2 separate regions of the Mus musculus genome follow, and region 1 is linked to region 2. The links are chromatin contacts, found by POLR2A ChIA-PET in ENCODE. All regions are on one chromosome and are shown on one strand. Each heading gives the region's core, a stretch centred on a gene start or an enhancer-like site at or near the end of the contact. The rest is flanking DNA. Distances are from core to core; before and after follow the strand shown.

Evidence for each region. ChIA-PET counts read pairs that join two places held with the same protein, here RNA polymerase II (POLR2A).
Region 1: POLR2A ChIA-PET joins it to region 2 with 20 read pairs in embryonic stem cell. The contact joins the promoter of Supt5 here to the promoter of Samd4b in region 2. POLR2A ChIA-PET finds 5 or more read pairs at or near these places in 3 of 5 experiments (Patski and embryonic stem cell).

Annotation. Positions count from the first base shown.
Region 1 is chr7:28,337,380-28,340,079 of GRCm38, forward strand. Supt5 (suppressor of Ty 5, DSIF elongation factor subunit) reads right to left here and starts at 1,340. Exons shown (of 30, transcript NM_013676.1): 1 at 1,316-1,340; 2 at 973-1,056. The coding sequence starts at 1,047.
Region 2 is chr7:28,434,857-28,437,556 of GRCm38, forward strand. It overlaps Samd4b (sterile alpha motif domain containing 4B), which reads right to left and starts at 1,335. Exons shown (of 13, transcript NM_175021.3): 1 at 1,282-1,335. It also overlaps a transcript of Gmfg not described here.

The DNA of each region.
Region 1 (2,700 bases), core at 90-2,589, 97 kb before region 2:
TTAGGCTGTCCGTGCTGTCATCTCAGGAATCTCATCACTTGGGAGGTAAAGGAAAAACAAAGGCAGCTCTCAGGAGGCAGAGGCAAGCAGATCTGAGTTCAAGGCCAGCCTGATCTACAGAGTGAGTTCCAGGACAGCCAGGGCTACACAGAGAAACCCTGTCTCGAAAAACCAAAAAAGAAAAAAAGAAAAGAAAACAAAACAAAACAAATAAAATCCAAAGTATACATATTTCAGATCTTGGAGGATTTTTGGATTATTTGCACATACACAATAAGGTACCTTGGAACGGGACAATACATGAAATTCATATATCTTTCATATATACTGTGCACAGTCATTTAACACAGTATTTTTAGTGCACTAGTGTTGACTTTGACCTGTCATATGTGGAATTTTCCATTCGTAGCATCGACAGAAGACTAGAAAAGTTACAAAATCATCTGGATTTTCACACTAGGATGCTGAACCTGGGAGTCTCTCATATTTACTGGCTATATTTATTCACAGTAGCAAATTCACATTCACCCATCAGTTGTCGATTTACATTTTAAAATCTGTTAGCAGGAGCCCAAGGACAAAGACTTGTACAGGCTGGCACACAGTAGGCAATACATACACACTTCTGGAACAACTGGGGATACCTAAAAACACAAACACGAAAGAATCCTAAGAGCTGGGGCTGTCCACCTAGCAGGGCCCTGAACTCAATCCTAGCATCGCAAGTGATAAAAAGTAAACCGAAAGAAACAAATCAGATGAAAGCCAACCGTGGACCTGGCGCACCCCCACCTTCTGGACGCTGCCCCTGCGCTCCACGCTGACTTGCACACTCGTCCATCTCTCCCGACAATCTGGAACCACCCTCCCCCCCAGCCGTTCCGAGTCCCCGGCTCCCCCAGGGCCCTCTCTGCCCTGCCCCTGTCCCTGTCCCCAGGCGCAACGTCTCCCCTAAGAATCCCAGGCACCGACCTCGGCCTCCTCCGCCTCGCTGCTGCGCTCGCTGTCCTCCTCCTCGGAGAAGTTGCTGTCTTCGCTGTCCGACATCTTCCGCAGCTGCAGAGGAAGACCGCGGCCTCAGGGCGTCGCGGAACCAAAAGCGCCACCCCCAAGCCTCAGTTTCCCCGCAAGGTAAACCGGGGGAGAAAATCCCCAGGCGCACTTCCGGCAGCCTGGTTCAGGCGGTCGCGAACCCGCGTTGTTCGGGCTATGGCAGCTAGCACACCCGGCCCTGGCTGCGGCCGGCACACGTCCTGAACCTCCGCCAGCCCCGACCCCCGCTCCGGCCCCTGCCTGCCGTCCCACGCCCGCTCACCGATCGCTTGCCACCTGAAGCTTCCGCGCCAGCTGCGGATCACACAACGCCTAGCTGGCCTGAGCGCTCTCTCGCGAGAACTGGCGCGTCAGTCTCACCTAACGCGAGACTTTAGGGGCCTGCTCTGAGGGCGGCCTCTTGGAGCCGCCATCTCCGGAGTGGCCAAAGTGGTTTACGCGGACTGTACGGCCGCCATCTTGAGAAGGTCGAAAAGTAATCGGCTTCTCCTAACCCAGAGCTGAATCGGGTGAACTGTTGGCTCGTCCGTCCTCTAAACTTCCCTCGGAGGTGTCAGAGGTGACGGGACAGAGATTCGGCTTCACACCGCCACCCTCGGCATTCTGAGGAGTTCCCCTAGATTTTTAGGGACCTAGACTCAGGTTAAATCCGAATTCCTGGCGATGCTCAAAACAATCTCAAAACTTGTTAGTTTAGCGCGGCACAGTATTGTGTTATTAATGATCTGGTTTGTTTGTTTGTTTGTTTGTGTGATAAGGCCTTACTTTGTAGCCTGGCTAAATCTCAGACTCACAAAGATAAGCCCATGTCTGCCTCTGCCTCCCTGGTACTGAAATTAAAGGCGTGTGCCACCATGCTTACAATGAAAGACACTTTAATACGGATTTAAGACTGAAGGCGGGAGCTGGTGAGATGGCTCAGTGGTTAAAAGCGCCTACTGCTCTTCCGAAGGTCCTGAGTTCAAATCCCAGCATCCACATGGTGACTCACAACCATCCATGACGAAATCTGATGCCCTCTTCTGGAGTATCTGAGGACAGCTACTGTGTACTTACATATAATAAATAAATAAATAAATCTTAAAAAAAAAAAGAAGAAGAGGAAGAAGAAGAAGAAGAACTGAAGGTGGACAGGCGAGCCAGGAGTTATGCACAAAACCATCACATTTATTTAATTCCGGACAGCCAAGGTTACACAGTGAAACACTGTAACCAAAACAAAACAATAAAACCTAAACTGGAGAGTTGGCTCAACCGCCAAAGAACGCTGGCTGCTGTGGAGCTGTGGTCAATTTCCAGCAGCTCACAACCCGCTTTCACTCCAGTCTCAGGGGAGCTAATGCTCGCCCTCTTCAGGCCTCGGCTGACATTGAATATCCACAGACATAAAAATTCAAGACAAGCCGGGCGGTGGTGGCGCACGCCTTTAATCCCAGCACTGGGAAGGCAGAGGCAGGCGGATTTCTGAGTTCGAGGCCAGCCTGGTCTACAGAGTGAGTTCCAGGACAGCCAGAACTGCACAGAGAAACCCTGTCTCGAACCCCCCACACACAAAAAAAAATTCAAGACAGAAAGTTAATAAAAGCAGCATGCTTGAGCAATCTAGATGGCTCATCAGATAAAGTATCTTGCTGAGAAACCTGACGA
Region 2 (2,700 bases), core at 85-2,584:
AGGGTTACTAAGTTCTGTGATGCATGGGGGTCCTGAAAGCTGTAGCTTAGAGGGGTGTTTCAGTATTGTAAGGAAGAGTGTCAGAAAGTTTACCAAAGGCTAGAAAGGGAGTTTCAAATTTTCAGGTTATCCAAGAAAAGTTTGAGAAGAATAGAGGCTATGAGGAAACTTTTTTGGAGTCCGTACACTATTCTTAAAACATGTGGTGTGTGTTACTGGAAAGGATTTGGGATACAGAAGACAGGCTTTGGAAGAGGTTTTGGGAATATGAGAGGAACTCTGGAGATTTTCAAGATTAGAAGGTGTAGAGGCTGAGGAGAAAAGGGCTGGGGTACATGAGATTACCTCTAGAGCATTCCAAGCTGGGGAATATTTGTGTAACATGAGTTTGGAAATCTATAGAAGGGTCTAAGAAATATGAGAAGAGGACAGGGCGTATATAGGAGGTGGAAGCAAAGAGAGGAGAGGAGAGGGTCCTCTAGGTGAGTTTTGGCATCTAAGAGCACTTCCTGAGTATCTGAGGACGACTGTTCTGGGATATGCAAGCTCTTTAAGGATGATGTAGTGTTCACCAGGGACATCCTGAAGAATTTGGGGATAAGAGTGAAAATCTCTAAGACTTTTGGAATGGGGAGAGGTAGAAGGGTAAATTCTTGGGGGTATTTGAAGAAGTCTGAAGGAGAGATGACTTGAATATGTGATGCAGATGGGGGGGGGGTTAGATGCAGAGAGTATCTGGGGGCGGTTTAGGGGCTTTAAGGTTCTTCCTGGGGGAGATGCCTGGAATATCTGTGCTGTGAAGACAGATGACGAGTAGCCACCAAGGAATGTGTTGCGATTCAGGAGGAAGATGTGAGGAGAGAACCAAGGACCAAAGGGCGGGGATCCACAGGGAGCGTCCCCAGAGGAGGCAGTTGAAAGCTGAGGGTGGTCTCCGGGGAGGCCGCTGGAGTCGTGCGGGAGGACCAGGCAGATGTGTGCCGAGTCAGGACAGAAGTCCCCGGGCCCGGCCCCTCGGCTAGCCCCAGGGCGTGACGGTTTGGGAGGGAAACTGAGGAAGGGGCCCGGGTAGGGAGAAACGGGCTGAGTGCGGAACCCTAAGGGGTCCTCCAGGATCCTCCGGCCTCCCGAGGCCCGAGTCAGCCGCCCGCCGCAGCCCGCGGCGCGGGGTCCCTGAGGGGGCGGGGCCGGCCGCGCGGCCTGGGTCGCCCTGAGGGGAGCGCCGCGCGCCTCGACCGCCGCCGCCCCGCGCCCGCCGGCCCGGCCTTGCCCGAGACTCACCGCCTCGGCCTCCGCCGCCGCCGCCGCCACCCGCACCTCCTCGGGCAGCCGCCGCCACCCGCGCCGCTGCCGCCGCCGCCGCCGCCGCCGTCGCCCCCTCTCTGGCCCGAGAGCTCCCCTCCCTCCTCCCGCACCGACCACCGCCGCCGCCGCCGCCGCCGCCGTCGCGCTGCGTCACCGCGCCGTGCGTCACCGCCCCTGGCCCCGCCCCGGAGGGCCACTGTGCGCCAGCATTAGCTCACACCCTATTGACAGACGGTGAGCCCAGCCAACTGGCGGCGAGGGCAGACCGAAGGGTGGGAGGTGTGCGGCAAGAAAGGCGGGGTCTTGGCCTGGAGGGGAGCGACAGGGCTGGAAGGAGGCCTGAGAGGCCCGCCCCCTCCTCACTACGATTGGTCTGACGAGAAGGTGACGGACAGACGGACAGGCCCCGGGCGGAGAGCAGAGGGCCGGGAAGAGGAGGGGCGCGCGCCGCGTTGCCCCGGGCAACGGTCTGGCGAAGCCCGCGATTGGACCTACGGACCCGCAGGGGGCAGTCTCGCGCCGGTCTAACTCAGTAGCGGCGAACCCAGTCACAATTCCTCATTCTGGCGTTCAAGGACCCCCTCCTCTCCGCCCCTCGGTCACACCCCGCCCAGGGTTTGTGTCCGGTAGTACCATCGCCCTTTGGGATGACAATGCTGCCTCCTGGCTCCTGGTATCGATCGGCCGCGCCTCAAGTGACACCTCAAGATGAGCGAGGTCGACCCTTTAAGGGTGGAAAGAGATAAGACCCCACACATAAGAGGCTGTCAATAAATGGAGATTGCTTCCATCACTCTTGTCGTGATCTTAGTCCATCCACAAACTGTCCTGCGCTGGGGTGAACTGACTGGAAAGGGGCCGGCTCTCCAGAAGGGTGACAGCAACGTGGCTTGTTCCGAGAACTCCAAGAAATACAGTCAGGGTGGAGTGTCGAATTTACGACAGGGAGTGGTAGGAAATGAGCTGCGGCTAGATGTTTGGCCACTGGAGGGAGTATGCACTTGTGCTAAAGGCACAGCGACTAGAGTGACGGGGCCAGTAAGGTCTTGGGGACTTGGGAGTTTGGAAGGGACGCCTCTAGCTTACATAGGGAAGTGGGGTGAGAAGGAATGAGACACAGAAGAGAGAACCCAGGGAGCTACCTGGGGAGTTGGGGCGGGGTTGCATCTGGAAGGGACCTTGGGGAGGGAGGAGGTGCGAAGTAGGCGGGACACTCAGGTGGCCCATTGAACTAGCCTTTTGCCACTGGCTGGCCACAGGGCGGAAGAGAAAAGTCCAGGACAAAGCCCTCTGGGAGATTGGGTCCCAGAGGAGAAGCTCAATGTGGGACAGCCAACACTGAGGTCAAGACCATTGCCCCACCTCGGGCACAAATTGAGGCTGGAGACCAGGATT